2 separate regions of the Homo sapiens genome follow, and region 1 is linked to region 2. A link is a loop called in an ENCODE intact Hi-C map of the cell type or tissue named here. Cell type or tissue: PC-3. All regions are shown on one strand. Each heading gives the region's core, and the rest is flanking DNA. Links, peaks and the distances in the headings are about the cores only.

The links. Peaks named below come from ENCODE experiments on the same cell type or tissue, not always from the same donor. Only the 100,000 strongest peaks of a DNase experiment are listed, where the experiment ranks them.
Region 1: a loop joins it to region 2, with 5 times the contacts of the local background. A loop is called at or near these places in 5 of 110 quality-filtered maps.

The regions. Positions count from the first base shown.
Region 1 is chrX:7,582,167-7,590,506 of GRCh38, forward strand. No RefSeq gene overlaps it. Among named protein-coding and RNA genes, the nearest start is that of VCX, 260 kb to the right of the region's middle. In PC-3, for the core only: a CTCF peak has its summit at 4,149; no DNase peak of the experiment used is centred there.
Region 2 is chrX:7,187,068-7,195,407 of GRCh38, forward strand. STS (steroid sulfatase) reads left to right here. Exons shown (of 11, transcript NM_001320752.2): 2 at 3,813-3,941. Among named protein-coding and RNA genes, the nearest start is that of PUDP, 43 kb to the left of the region's middle. In PC-3, for the core only: a CTCF peak has its summit at 4,942 (motif pointing right); no DNase peak of the experiment used is centred there.

The sequences.
Region 1 (8,340 bases), core at 277-8,276, 400 kb after region 2:
ATCCACCTAGGGAACTGAAACTGAGTTTCCTAAATAAGAAAATATATAGTTTTTGTTTTAAGAAAAGCTATTTAATCTATCTTAGAAGTAAGGGTAGATGAAGGAAATGCATTTACTCCATCTTACAATTCATGTTTCATTAGGCTGCCCACAGGCATTCTGTGTTTATGGTCTGCTGCACTCCACAATAAAGCTATTATTCGTGAGCACTTCCCTGCTGGCTAACCACATTTTGGCTACTGCTTATGTTTATTTATGAGTCTCGCTTGGGAAAGGATTTGCAAAGTCTGATGGGGAGTCCTCACATGTATGTTTACACTTCTCCAGGCTTAGGTATCTCGAGAAGGGAAGTGGCCACAGTGTCACCAGTCTCCAGAATGAATTATGCAGCAGGACACATCATCGATAACCAGATAGAACACTCCCTCAATATTTAAAGGGCAATGGCAATGATGGAAAGAAGGAAACTGAGATGATTCCAGTTCTGTGGGATCACTGGATTCAAGCAACATTGAGAAATAATTTTTCTGCTCAATCCTTACCAAGCAAAAATAATCATCAGGGAGAAAAAGCAGCATTATCTCTCCCAGGGAGAGTATGACATAAGATGTTGCCACTATTGTCTCTGCAGCTCAGGTTTCTGCTTCCTGACCATTGATTTCCTGCACAGGTAAAGAACTGTATTAATTGGGGTTCTTCAAACAATAGGATATGCCAAAGAACTCTATCTATCTATCTATCTATCTATCTATCTATCTATCTATCTATCTGTCATATATAATCTACATATCTTAGTCCATTTGTGCTGCTATTACAGAATACCATATATAATTATAAACAATATATTTTTTTCTCACACTTCTGGAGGCTGGGAAGTCCAAGATCAAGGTGCTAGCAGGTTTGGTGTTATGTGAAGGCTGCTATTTGCTTCCAAAGTGGCTTCCTATTGCTGCACTCTCTGGAAGGGACAAACACTGTGTCTTCACATGGTGGAAGGGATGCAAGGGCAATAGTGTCAAATGCTGTGTGAAGTCTCTTTTATAAAGCCTTTAATCCCTCATAAGTGCTCATGACCTAATCACCTTCTAAATACCCCACCTCTTAATACTATTGCATTGGAATAGTGTTGTTTCAACATAAATTTTGAAGGAACACAAGCATTCAAATGATAGCTCACTCACTGTATCTATCTATCTATCTATCTATCTATCTATCTATCTATCATCTATCTATCTATCTAATCTATTGAAAAAGAGTGAGAAAGAGAAAAATTTACTTTAATGACTTGATTCATGTAATTGGGGGTCTGGCACGTCTGAATTCCATAGGATAAGATGACAGGCAGGAAACTCAGGCAAGAGTTTCACAGATTCCTACTTTGCTGTTTCTCAGTGCAGAGGTTTATTCTTTGGACTTTCAGGATAAACCAAAGCTAGGCACTTCTGTATGCCAGTCAGCAAGGAATCATTCTTTTGTGGTGTGCAGAGCGTATAATACCCATTGAGAATGGATTGTAAAAAATTCAAGAGGGTTCCTGTGCTAGTTATTAAGCATTTATCTCTCAGTTCCAAATCCACCATCTATATTCTCCACGGTGATGATGGGGCAAATGTCTTTCTCCTTTGTCAGTTGACTCTATATTTAGTGCTACCAATAGGGGGACCTAGAAGATATTGGCGGACAGGAAGAGGTGAGAAAGAACTTACTACATCTTGTAAGGTTGCTATTGCTGTCTCCTTCACTCCAGCAACGGCACTTAACCTGGCAACATCAGTTGGTTCCAGTGTCTGTGTGTCTCACCTGCACACTTAGTGACCTTTGCCTTGCCAGCTTGTTTTTTAGCCCCAAGATTCTTGCTCCACCACATGTTTGGGGTCCTGGACACTCCAGTAAGCTCTTCCTGGATCCACCTCTTAGAAAAGAGGTACTGGGTTAGATATGATAGCATTTATATTTTGTGCTATGACACTTACACATTCTGACATAAGCATGTGGAATTTCTTGTTATTTTATTTCCCAGGGTTAATTTTGTATATGTGTATGAAGACAAAAAATAGGATGTCTTTTTTTGTTTGTTTATTGGTAGCTACCAAGATACCCAAGATTGATTGACCAGTGTTTGTTGATGACACCAAATAATGTTATTTTACAAGGCCTCTTTAAAAATGTTAGCTTTCTGAAACTGAAATATTTATTTAAGCATCAGACAGATAACACACACTTCACCACCACCCCTCCCCCATTCATTTGTATCATCAATTAAAAAAGCTTAGAAAACATAAAACTTTAATGCTTATTTTAACTGAAGGCTTGTGGGCTAACATCCACAGTTTATAAATGGCACTTTGGTATTTTGAAGCTAAACATTACAAGAAGTCTACGCATGATGTTCAAAAGAAGGAATGATAAAGGTAGCTTTAGGAATGTAACATCAAATCCCAACATTTCTGTCTGGCTTGAAAATCTTTCCAAAAATTCGGCAGTTTTTTGAACTGTTCAATCATTATGTTTGATTAAAGTGGCCCAATTTAGTTTTAGGTAGATACACATGGCATTCTACACGTGGCTTAGAAGTTTTTGATTGAAAGGGGAAAAAAGGGCAAATCTCTTGATGTTCGATTTTTTTTTTCTTTTTTTGAGACAGGGTCTTGCTCTGTTACCCAGGCTGGAGTATAGTGGCATGATCACAGCTCACTGCAGCCTCGACTTCCCAAGCTCAAGGGATCCTCCCACCATAGCCTCCTGAGTAGCTGGGATCACAGGCATGTGCCACCACACTTTGCTAATTTTTAAAATTTTTATAGAGTCAGGGATCTTGCCATCTTGTCCAGGTTGGTCTCGAACTCTTGGCCTCAAGCAATCCTCCTGCCTCAGCCTCACAAAGTACTGAGATAGCAGGGATAAGCCACTGTGCTAGGTTGAAACTATTTTTAAATTTAAACAGTTTTAATTGTGGTAAAATACATGTAAAATTTTCCATCTTAACAGTTCAGTAGTGTTAAGTGTAGACATATTATTGTGCAACCAATCTCTACAACTTTTTTATGTTACAAAACTGAAATTCTTTACCCAAAGCAATAATTATCCAATCTCTTTTCCCAACCCCTGGACACTACCATTCTATTTTCTGTTTTTATGAATTTGATGACTCTAGATATCTTATGTAAATTGAATCATGATGTAGTTGTCTTTTTGTGACTGGTTCATTTCATTTAGCATAATGTCCTCAAGGTTCATCCATGTAGTAGCATGTGTCAGAATTTTCTTCCTTTTTAAGTATGAATAATATTTCTTTGTGTGTATACATTATATTTTCTTTATCCATTCATCTGTCAATGAATACTTGAGTTGTTTCCACTTCCTGACTATTGTGAACAATGCTGCTATGAACATGGGAACACTGATACTTTTTCAGGACTCTGATTTCAGTTCTTTTGAACACACGCTCAGATATGGAATTGCTGGATCATATGATAATTCAACTTTTAATTTTTGGAGGAACCTCCATTAAACAGTAGCAACTACACCATTCCCACCAACAGTGCAGAAGGGTTTTACATTCCCACCAACTGTGCAGAAGGGTTCCAATATTTCCACATCCTTCCCAACACTTATTTTCTGTTGTTTGTTTGTTTGGTTTAAACAGTAGCCATTCTTATGGGTATGAGATGATATCTCATTGTGGTCTTGATTTGGATTTCCCTAATGACTGGTGATGTTGAGTATCTTCCCCTAAGCTTGTTGGCCATTTTCATGTCATCTTTGGAGAAATGTCTATTCCAGGCCTTTGTGCGTTTTAAAATCAGAATATTTTGTTGTTGCTGTGGTTAAATTGCAAGAGTTTTTGTTTGTTTGTTTGTTTGTTTGTTTGTTTGTTTGGTATCCTGGAGAGTAACCCCTTATCAGATATCTGATTTGCAATTCTTTTCTCCTGTTCCATAGGTTGCTTTTTCACTGTGTTAATTATATTATTTGCTGCACAGATGTTTTTACGTTTGAAGTAGTTTAAATTACCTATTTTTCTTTTTGTTCCCTGTAAGAAACTATTTTTAAGAAATTAGGAAACATCTCAAGATGAAGTCATTAAGCCAAGCTGAATGAAGACAAGAAGTTGTTTCACAGATCTGGCTGCATAACATGCTCGAGTCTTCCTCCTAGTGGGTGAGTATGGAAACTACTGACAGTACAATGTTCTCCAACTAGATTCAGAAGATTCCCAATACATTCAGTTCTTCTGTTCTCTTATCTCAAGCAAACACTAAATTTTTGTGGTTGGTTCAACTCAGGAAAAGTTACATTGTCAAATTTGATTCAACACAGGTGTCAGAAACAAAACCCCAAAACTATATACTCTAAATTTGCATTTTGTTGTCTATAAGTTCAATTTAAAAGTCAAAGTAATGTTACCATGAGTAAAATTTTCACAGTGAGCAAGAAAACAAAATCAGCCACCCCTCAAACTAAATCAAAGTGGCAGAGATGATTTAGGTAATTATTTTTAAACTGAACATCTCTCTATCGTTGGATATAACCATGCCAGAGGGTCCATTTGGAAGTGGCCCAGATGAAACATGCCATAAGGCCAGAAACTGTAATTCAAAAGTTCTAAATGAAAACACTCAAGTTTCATTGAGGCAAGAGGCTTGAGTGCACAATAGCAATACAAGCAGCTGTTTTTGCCACTCAGCCTTAAGCCTGAGTTTGTTTCTTTCTTTTCTTTTCTTTCCTTTTTTTTTTTTTTTTTTTTTTTGAGATAGAATCTCACTGTGTCACCCAGGCGGGAGTGCAGTGGTGCTATCTCGGCTCACTGCAACCTCCCCCTCCCGGGTTCAAGCGATTCTCATGCCTCAGCCTCTCAAATAGCTGGGATTACAGGTGCCTACCACCACACCCGTCTGATTTTTGTATTTTTAGTAGAGACGGGGTTTCACCATGTTGGCCAGGCTGGTCTCAAACTCCTGACCCAGGTAATCCACCCACCTTGGCCTCCCAAAGTGCTGGGATTACGGGCATGAGCCACCACGCCCAGCCTGGGTTTGTTTCTAACATGTGTGGTGTCAATGTCTGGTGTCACCTCTAAAAAATGCTGTTTGCATGTAAGCTGCAGTTGGGTCTTTGAGACTTGCTTTTGAAAGGATGCTGGTTAGTGTGTTTTTCCTCCTCTTCTCTGGGTAACACAAATAAGGAGCTGTCACTCATAAAGTCCCAGACACCAATTAAATTTCCAGCAGTTGCCTATGACATCTCCCTTCACAGGGGGCCTCTGAATTACATGTTGTCATAGTAAGAGCCTATGATCTTGGCCATGCTGCCTCAGCTCCTGGCTCTCGTATTGCACTTAAAAGACCAATGCTTGCTTGTGTTTCATCTTTCCTTATGCAGTCTTGGAGCATGCATTATGAGTGGCTGATTTTCTTTTTTTTTTTTTTTTTAATTATTTATACTTTAAGTTTTAGGGTACATGTGCACAATGTGCAGGTTAGTTACATATGTATACATGTGCCATGCTGGTGCGCTGCACCCACTAACTCGTCATCTAGCATTAGGTATATCTCCCAATGCTATCCCTCCCCCCCCCGCCCCACCCCACAACAGTCCCCAGAGTGTGATGTTCCCCTTCCTGTGTCCATGTGTTCTCATTGTTCAATTCCCACCTATGAGTGAGAATATGCGGTGTTTGGTTTTTTGTTCTTGCGATAGTTTACTGAGAATGATGATTTCCAATTTCATCCATGTCCCTACAAAGGACATGAACTCATCATTTTTTATGGTTGCATAGTATTCAATGGTGTATATGTGCCACATTTTATTAATCCAGTCTATCATTGTTGGACATTTGGGTTGGTTCCAAGTCTTTGCTATTGTGAATAGTGCCGCAATAAACATACGTGTGCATGTGTCTTTATACCAGCATGATTTATAGTCCTTTGGGTATATACCCAGTAATGGGATGGCTGGGTCAAATGGTATTTCTAGTTCTGGATCCCTGAGGAATCGCCACACTGACTTCCACAATGGTTGAACTAGTTTACAGTCCCGCCAACAGTGTAAAAGTGTTCCTATTTCTCCACATCCTCTCCAGCACCTGTTGTTTCCTGACTTTGTAATGATTGCCATTCTAACTGGTGTGAGATGGTATCTCATTGTGGTTTTGATTTGCATTTCTCTAATGGCCAGTGATGGTGAGCATTTTTTCATGTGTTTTTTGGCTGCATAAATGTCTTCTTTTGAGAAGTGTCTGTTCATGTCCTTTGCCCACTTTTTGATGGGGTTGTTTGTTTTTTTCTTGTAAATTTGTTTGAGTTCATTGTAGATTCTGGATATTAGCCCTTTGTCAGATGAGTAGGTTGCGAAAATTTTCTCCCATTTTGTGGGTTGCCTGTTCACTCTGATGATAGTTTCTTTTGCTGTGCAGAAGCTCTTTAGTTTAATTAGATCCCATTTGTCAATTTTGGCTTTTGTTGCCATCGCTTTTGGTGTTTTAGACATGAAGTCCTTGCCCATGCCTATGTCCTGAATGGTAATGCCTAGGTTTTCTTCTAGGGTTTTTATGGTTTTAGGTTTACCATTTAAGTCTTTAAACCATCTTGAATTGATTTTTGTATAAGGTGAAAGGAAGGGATCCAGTTTCAGCTTTCTACATACGGCTAGCCAGTTTTCCCAGCACCATTTATTAAATAGGGAATCCTTTCCCCATTGCTTGTTTTTCTCAGGTTTGTCAAAGATCAGATAGTTGTAGATATACGGTGTTATTTCTGAGGGCTCTGTTCTGTTCCATTGATCTATATCTCTGTTTTGGTACCAGTACCATGCTGTTTTGGTTACTGTAGCCTTGTAGTATAGTTTGAAGTCAGGTAGTGTGATGCCTCCAGCTTTGTTCTTTTTGCTTAGGATTGACTTGGCGATGCGGGCTCTTTTTTGGTTCCATATGAACTTTAAAGTAGTTTTTTCCAGTTCTGTGAAGAAAGTCATTGGTAGCTTGATGGGGATGGCATTGAATCTATCAATTACCTTGGGCAGTATGGCCATTTTCACGATATTGATTCTTCCTACCCATGAGCATGGAATGTTCTTCCATTTGTTTGTATCCTCTTTTATTTCCTTGAGCAGTGGTTTGTAGTTCTCCTTGAAGAGGTCCTTCACATCCCTTGTAAGGTGGATTCCTAGGTATTTTATTCTCTTTGAAGCAATTGTGAATGGGAGTTCACTCATGATTTGGCTCTCTGTTTGTCTGTTATTGGTGTATAAGAATGCTTGTGATTTTTGTACATTGATTTTGTATCCTGAGACTTTGCTGAAGTTGCTTATCAGCTTAAGGAGATTTTGGGCTGAGACAATGGGGTTTTCTAGATATACAATCATGTCGTCTGCAAACAGGGACAATTTGACTTCCTCTTTTCCTAATTGAATACCCTTTATTTCCTTCTCCTGCCTAATTGCCCTGGCCAGAACTTCCAACACTATGTTGAATAGGAGTGGTGAGAGAGGGCATCCCTGTCTTGTGCTGGTTTTCAAAGGGAATGATTCCAGTTTTTGCCCATTCAGTATGATATTGGCTGTGGGTTTGTCATAGATAGCTCTTATTATTTTGAGATACGTCCCATCAATACCTAATTTATTGAGAGTTCTTAGCATGAAGGGTTGTTGAATTTTGTCAAAGGCCTTTTCTGCATCTACTGAGATAATCATGTGGTTTTTGTCTTTGGTTCTGTTTATATGCTGGATTACATTTATTGATTTGCGTATATTGAACCAGCCTTGCATCCCAGGGATGAAGCCCACTTGATCATGGTGGATAAGCTTTTTGATGTGCTGCTGGATTTGGTTTGCCAGTATTTTATTGAGGATTTTTGCATCAATGTTCATCAAGGATATTGGTCTAAAATTCTCTTTTTTGGTTGTGTCTCTGCCCGGCTTTGGTATCAGGATGATGCTGGCCTCATAAAATGAGTTAGGGAGGATTCCCTCTTTTTCTATTGATTGGAATAGTTTCAGAAGGAATGGTACCAGTTCCTCCTTGTACCTCTGGTAGAATTCAGCTGTGAATCCATCTGGTCCTGGACTCTTTTTGGTTGGTAAGCTATTGATTATTGCCACAATTTCAGCTCCTGTTATTGGTCTATTCAGAGATTCAACTTCTTCCTGGTTTAGTCTTGGGAGAGTGTATGTGTCGAGGAATTTATCCATTTCTTCTAGATTTTCTAGTTTATTTGCGTAGAGGTGTTTGTAGTAATCTCTGATGGTAGTTTGTATTTCTGTGGGATCGGTGGTGATATCCCCTTTGTCATTTTTTATTGAGTCTATTTGATTCTTCTCTCTTTTTTTCTTTATTAGTCTTGC
Region 2 (8,340 bases), core at 161-8,160:
TTTCCAGAGACAGACTTTGCTAAGTGTGTCAGCCATCAAAACTATCAGCAGCAGCTGGGGGAGGAAGACTTGGGTCTTCCCTTGACATCTAAGTTGCTACCACAGCACCCACAAAGGACGTTCTCTGTGCAAATTCTCGGCACCATACTCTATGTCTTCCTCTTCAAAATACACTTTTTCACCCTGGATTACCATTTACCCTTGTAAATTCCTTCAATCAATCTCTAGAATATTCACAGTGGTTTTCAGTGCTTACTTCTACATGGAATGTTCTGGAAGCTTTCACGAGAAAGTAGGATAAATGACTCATCCTAGCTTGCCTGAGACTGTCCCAGTTTGAAAACTGGACCTCATCAGTCCTAGACACACTGGGATGTGGTTCACCCTATGGCAAATCAATCAGTCAAATTTCAACAACTAACCTTTCCACTTTGTATACTACAGTCAGTCTTCTTTAATAACTACACGGCCTGGGCTATGGCTAAGGAGAAATGCATTCTCTTCTTCTTCTCACTGTTGAACATAGGATGCCTTTAACTCTTTTTGACATTTTCACAGTCAAAATTAAACCCGTGCCATTAAACCTGAAGTCACAACAAAGTAACACAATACTAATGAACAGCAGAAGCTGGTAGGCTGAGACAAGACTGATGCCTCAAGTTGGTTCAGTCTGGGTTTTGATGCTCAATACAACAAAATGGGCATTACAAAAATCATTTGGTTTTCAGGGCTTTTTGTGTCTCAGAATTATGGACAACGGATGGCAAACCCCAATGGCATTCTTAGATCATTATCATTTTCAGACTTGTACAACTGGAATTTCATTTGGAGGGGGCATGCAAATGAGAAAAATGGCCAAGCAAATGGCAGTTGTGAGGATTATAGATAAACAGAGACTCAAGGGGATAAAGATGCATACTTATTATCTTTGAACACACAAATCAGAATGTAGGTTCCTCATAATAAAACAGGCTTAACCAATCTTCTTGCTCTGTGACTACAGTTTGGATTATATATTTTATCAGAAGAGACTTATTTTCATATAACTTGTGATAGTAACAGAGGAATCACCATAGTTACTAGGTGCGATTGTTTGAGTCAGCTGGGTACCATTCCCCTTCACCCCTAAAACCTATTTGCCTGTGCTTGTAGCCACACCCACTTTAATGAGCATTGGATGAGTGATCTAGCACAGCATTCCTAAACCTTGGCACTGTTGACACTTGGGAGAAGACCATGCTTTGTTGATTGAGGGCGGGCACTGGGCTGGATAGTTCTTTGTCTTGGGGGCTGCCTTGTGCATTGTAAGATATTTACCAGAATTCCTGCCCTCTGCCTACTGGATACCATTACTGTCCCCCAAATTGCAACAACCAAACCTGTTTCTACATATCACCTTCTGTTCCTGGTGGGGTAAAATTACTCCTGGGTGAGAACCCATCTCATACTAATTTGAAAAATGTCCTCGGAACGTGGGCCTTTAGATTTTCCATTGTGCTGTTTCATTCTGTAAGTATAGGCTCTTCGTGGCAGTACCACTGTGATAAGCATTGTGACTTAATCCCTTCAGATATGTTCTTTGTCTTCATTTCTCACTGGGGGGTTGGTAAGCACTGAGTATCAAGTGTGGGTCAAAGAGCTTCCATGCTGATACCTTAAAATCTATTTTCTGTAAATAAAAGGTGGGGACAAAAAAAGGAAAATAATGACCTTTCTTATCTCGCAAGGAGAGACGCCCAATTGTTCAAACCCACATCCATGCAATCTTAGTCTTGCCTGATGATGTCATGGTGAATGAGCAGAAGGGGAGACCCTGCCCAGTGGTTTTGTCATTCCTGCAGTGGGAGGTTAAGGATCAATGTTGACAGCACACTATTCCATTTCAACAAGAATCTAACATGAAAAGCCATGCTGGAAGATTGATTACAGTTTCAAATGCCATCTCTGGGGGGAAAAAATAACATTTCTGAGATTCTGATTGAACCTCAGAAATTGTTGCTAGAAGCCTAACTTTAATAAAGCAAAATCCACATTTATAAAAATCTATATGGAATGGTAATTTTTCTCTGATGTGATATTCTCTTGTGAATATTTTTTTTTACCAAGTGGGATTATGCTTCATATTTCAAAGCATAAACAATAGATTTATATATTAATAAATAGTTCAAGACATATACTAGATTTTTGGTCTAAATGTCAACAAGTTAAAAGAAAAGTCTTCAATAGGTTCAAAGCTATCTTCTTGGCTTTCTTTTGAGACCCATTTTCTATTCATTTCTAGGACTTTGTATCAGAGGTCAAAAAACTGTTTCTGTAAAGGGTTAGATAGTAAATAAATATTTCCAGCTTTGAGGGACAAATAGTATCTATCACAACTACTCAACTCTGATATTGTAGCACAAAAGCATTAAGGGAGTGGAGGCAGCTGTGTTCTGATACACTTTGTATTACAGACACCGAAATTTGAGTCTTACGTACTTTTCACATATCCCAAAATAATATCCTTTTTTCAACCATTTAAACATGTAAACATTCTATGAAAACAGGTGTCAGGACAGATTTTTCTTGTGGGCCATTGTTTGTGCAAACCCAGCCCTATTCAGAAAACATCTATTGAGTGTTTGCTGTGGTGAACAAATGAGATGTGGTCTCTGCCTTCTTGATCCTTAGAGCTGTGGAAAGGACAGCTGTCACATGAATAAATCAGGAAATAAATGAATCTATTATACAAGTAGTAATAATTGCTATCTGGGGGAAAAGAGGTGCTATAATAGTCAACAGTGGGGGAGCCTGCTTCATACAGGGTAATGAAGGAGGGCTTCCTTGTGGCAGTGGTGTAAGCCAAGAGGTGAGGATGGGTAGGAGTTAGGCAGAGAGTGGGAAGAAGAAAAGTGGGGAGAGAAATCCTCTAGACCAGCAGTCCCCAACCTTTTTGGCATGAGGGACCATTTTTGTGGAAGACAGTTTTTGCATGGACAGGGAGGGGGATGGTTTTGGGATGATTCAAGTGTGTCACATTTATTGTGTACTTTATTTCTATTATTATTACATTGTAATATATAATGAAGTAATTATACAACTCACCATAATGTGGAATCATTGGGAGCCCTGAGCTTGTTCTCCTGCAACTAGATGGTCCCATCTGGAGGTGATGGGAGACAGTGACAGATCATCAGGCATTAGATTCTCATGAGGAGTGTGCAACCTAGATCTCTCGCATTTGCAGTTCACAATAGGTTTTGTGCTCCTATCAGAATCTAATGCCATGGCTGATCTGACAGGAGGTGGCGCTCAGGCAGTAATGTGAGTGATGGAGAATGGCTGTAAATACAGATGAAGCTTGGCTCACCTGTTGTTTACTTCCTGCTGTGCAGTGTGATTCCTAAGAGGCCTAGGGGTTGGGAACCCCTGCTGCAGTAAAGAAAGAGCTTAAGAGGCTGGGCACAGTGGCTCACACCTATAATCCCAACACTTTGTCAGGCTGAGGCTCTGTTTAGCCCAGGAGTTTAAGACCAGCCTGGACAACATAGTGGGAACCTGTCTCTACCAAAATTACAAAAATTAGCCAGCTGTGGTGGTACACCTGTAGTCCCAGCTACTTGGGAGGCTGAGGTGGGAGGATTACTTGAGCCTGGGAGGTCAAGGCTGCAGTGAGCCATGATCATGCTGCTGTCTGGGCAATAAAGTGAGACCCTCTCTCAAAAAAAAAAATACTAATAATAAATAAATAAATAAAAGAGCACATGTCATTTAAGTATGTCAATATATGATTACCCAGCGTGTGATTATTCATCTTTTGAATGAATTCACAGGAAGAGCCCGATGCCCTTGGTTTGACTCTACTAAGAGCCCCTCAGTTGCTGAACCTGCACACAGTCATCTCAGTAAGTTAAGATCTTCCTGAGGACAATGGCGCAAGATCGTCTTCAGCTGTTCATAGCGTAAGTATGAGAGGTGCATATGTTTGTATCTTCGCCCTGAAACTCAAGTGTTTGACTCACCCAGACCATGTTGTCTAAGTCAAATAGTGGTATGCAGTGATCTTGATAATGGTATTGAGGACATTCTGTTATTGCAGGGATGACATACACATGGTGCTATTGCAGCTATCTTTCATTCAGAAAGAACTTTCCATCAAAAGGTCAAAGGGGAGCATCTGTGGGGCAAATATATTTTTATAGAGAAAGACTGTCCTGGGCCAATGGGGGCAGCGTGCATAATCTGATGAGCATAAGCAAGTGGCCTATTATGTGGCAAGTCTAGAGGAATATAGGTATGGGGGCTTACAAATGATTTAATGCATCCTCTGGACCCTTGAGGTGGCTCTACTCTAGTTGAATCAGCAAAGGTACAGAAACATGGCACAGTGGGAAGGCTCACAGTACACCTGTTCTCAGCTGATCAGCTGCAGCAATACCTGAGGGACAGAATGGGGTCCCTCCTCTCAGGAAGAGCTCCTCCGCCTGGTGGAGGTGAGGGCTGAGGTCATACCCAGGTCTCTCCCTGCAGGAAGAGCTCCTTTCCCTGGTGGAGTTGAAGGTTGAGGGTATATCCAGGTCCCTCCCTGCAGGAAGAGCTCTTCCCCCTGGTGGAGGTGGGGTCTGAGGGCATAACCAGGTCTCTCCCCGCAGGAAGTGCTTTTTCCCCTGGTGGAGTTGAAGGTTGAGGGCATACCCAGGTTCATCCCTGCAGGAGGAGCTCTTTCCCCTGATGGAGGTGAGGGCATACCCAGGTCCCTCCCTGCAGGAAGAGCTCCTCCCCCTGGTGGAAGTGAGGGCTGAGGGGCAGAGCATGGTCCCTGCCTGCAGGAAGAGCTCTTTTCGCTGATGGGAGGTGAGTGTGCATGGTGCAAGTCTTTAGGGTGGATGAGGGAAACATAGTTTTAAAAGCCCCTGCAGGGAAGAATCCCTGTTATTTTACACCTGTTCTTGGACATGTCTGGACCACTATGGCACTATGCTATCAGAACACCAGGGGGCACAATATTTGGCCATTCAGAGCATTTATGGTCCCCCATAGCAGCTGGCTCAAAGAAATGGGCAGGAAGATACTTTTGGAGGAGATATTTGGTTCAAATAAGTGTGAAGAGACTCCCAAAGTCAGAGACCCTGGGGCTGGGGATTCCATCCCACCCCATGCTGGCAGTGTGTTCCCAGGAGAACGTTTCACCTCTTCCTGCCTTAGTTTCCTCCTTTGTAAAAAGCGACTTAAAGATGCTGGGCCCGGTGGCTCAGGCCTGTAATCGCGGCACTTTGGGAGGCCGAGGCGGGCAGATCGCCTGAGGTCAGGAGTTTGGGACCAGCCTGGCCAACATGGTAAAACCCCATTTCTACTAAAAATACAAAGATTAGCCCGGCATTGTGCCATGCACCTGTAGTACCAGCTACTTGGGAGGCTGAGGCAGGATAATCGCTTGAACCCCGGGGGCAGAGGTTGCAGTGAGCTGAGATTGTGCCACTGCACTCCAGCCTGGGCTACAGAGCAAGACTCCATCTCAAAAAAAAAAAAAAATAGATGAACGGCAGTTTCATAGGGTGCTTATGAAACGTAAAAGATGACCTCTGTTTTGGGAAAAATGTGGTGAAGACCTGGATGATCCTGCCAGCCAGGGAGATGGGAGCTGAAAGCGGGCTTGCAGGGTGATTTAATGATTTTCAGAAGGCAGCTTCGGGGGTTACGGATGGTAGTAGTTATGTGTCAGGGTAGACTTTGCCCTTCAGAGAGAATTTGGTAAAGTTTGGAGACATTTTTGGTCGTCAGAACTTTGGAGTGGGGTGCATGTAGTGGGTGGAGGCCAGGCGTGCCGCTAACCATCCCACGGTGCACCCACAGTTCCTCACAAATCCGAAATGTCGTGCTGAGGGCGACAAACCCTGCTCACTGCAACAAGAGGCTTTAACTTAATCTTCTCTTTCTTCCTAGAATAGTCAATGGTCTTTTACTTTGAGGGATATGAGTCAGAATAAGAATTAAAGAGAACAAAAGGACAATGACCTTTTAGGATTTTTCTTTCTATTAAATTTAAACCCCATAACAGAGGATTCTCCGTCTGAAAGCAACATCCGTGGAGGCTTAAAGCCTCAGCTTATATTCATTCCTAACACTTAGCAGCTTAACAGATTCATTTTCCATTGTGATTTCTGTAATTTGTTCTTTAAAAGGATTGTGTGTTCCTTTTTCTGTTTCAGAAACAAACTTTTTGGGCATTTTCAAGAATAATTTATTTTCTAAAGTTATTGATAATACACGGGCTGGCATGAATTTCTGACCTCGCTTTCAAAGTCTTTAGCACCAGCTAAGTAGGGTTTTTTGTTGTTGTTGTTGTTGTTGTTTATTTAATTTCTTTGGAAACTGTACATTTTGCAGGGAAATGCTTTAAGTACCTTTTTTTTTTTTCGGTCATTTTAGTCTACGGGAGAGATTGACATTCCCTAGATCCAGCTAGAAGGGCTCTGAAAAAAATGACAGATGCAGTAGCTAATTAAAAATATGCAGCTGAAAGGGTTCATGATTAATTCATGATAAACGAATACAGCATTCATTATCCTTTCCTAATGTTCTCAGATAAAGTGGGAGTGTTGCAGTGGGGGTTAAAATATTTGTTCTAAATATCTAGTAACAGTGTCCATTCTATCTTACTAGCATAAAGCCATCCTCATAGAGGTATTTTAATGTGCTTCACAATTCAGAATTCAGGGTTCTTACATACAGAGTATTAAACTCTCTCCCTCCCATAAATGGATGAAGACTTTGGGGATTGTCAGGAGAACACTTATATTGTCTGTAGTTTTCCTGATTTGTTCTCCTCCAAGGAAAAGGTTTAGTAATAGGAAAATATTATTATTATTTTTTTTGAGACAGACTCTCACTCTGTCGTCCAGGCTGGAAGTGCAGTGGCACAATCTCAGCTCACTGCAACCTCCACCTCCCGGGTCCAAGTGATTCTTCTGCCTCAGCCTCCTGAGTAGCTGGGACTACAGGCAAGCGCCACCACGCCCGGCTAATTTTTGTATTTTTAGTGGAGATGGGGTTTCACCATATTGGCCAGGCTGGTCTCGAACTCCTGACCTCGTGTGGAGGCTGGGATTTTTAAGGACAGTTTGGCGGGCAAGAGGCTAGAGAATGGGAAAGGCTGATTGGCACCATCAGCAAAGAAATCACAGAGTTATCAAAACTGTCGTTGTGTGCCGAGTCAGTTCCTGCATGGGGGTCACTGGTCCAGTGACGTCACTTGTTCCACCAGAATGCAAAATCTGAAAAATATTTTACATACCAGTCTTAGGTTTTACAATAGTGATGTTATCTATAGGGGCAATCAGGGAAGTTGCACATCTTGTGACCACCAGCTACATGACTCCTGAGCAGTAAGCAGGTTACGAAGCAATGGCTAGTTATCATGCAACTATGTATAGGTCTTAGCAGAATGCAGGTCCCTCCCACAAGTCTAACCTTGGGGCCGTTCATTAGTTTTACAAAGGTGGTTTTGGTCCCCGAACAAGGAGGGGTAGTTTTGGGAAGGGACTGTTGTCATCCTTGCTTTAATGTTAAACTGTAAACTAAAATCCTCCCGTAGTTGACCTGGCCTACCCAGAAATGAACAAGGGAAGTTAGCTTGTGACATTAGAAGCAAGATGGAACCAGTTATGTTAGATTTCTCTCACTGTTACAATTTTTGCATAGGCGTTTTTCAAATTCCTATTGCTTTGTTACGTGATACAGTCACGCATCGCTGGATGACAGGGATACGTTCTGAGAAATGCTCTGATGGGTGATTTAGTCACCGCGTGAACATAATAGAGTATACTCACACAAACCTACTATACACGCAGACTGTATGGTATGGCCTATTGCTCCTACACTAAAAACCTGGACAGCAAGTGACCGTACTGAATACTGCAGGCGGTTGTAACACAATGGTAATTATTTGTGTATCTAAACATGTCTAAACATAGAAGGTACTGTAAAAAATATGGAATTATAATCTTATAGGACTACCATTGTATATATGATTCATCGTTACCCGAAACATCGTTATGTAGTACATGACTATATTTATAAAATAAGTGTGGAGGCCGCAATGTTTCTTTTCCATGTTGCTTCTTTATGTAGTATTCAGCACGTGGGAGATTTTTGTCAAGAAGTGCATTTAGAACTTGTCTTTGGTAATACCTGTACCACCCTCCAAACTTCTCAACTTCTACTCTTTTACCCAAGACAGGGTTCACGTGACAACATAATGACTACTGAATACAATCTCTAGAGTTGTCTCAGGATTTATAGACATAGTAGTGGATTTCACACTTCCCATTCTGTGTTTGTCTCTGCATGGTTTGCAGAATC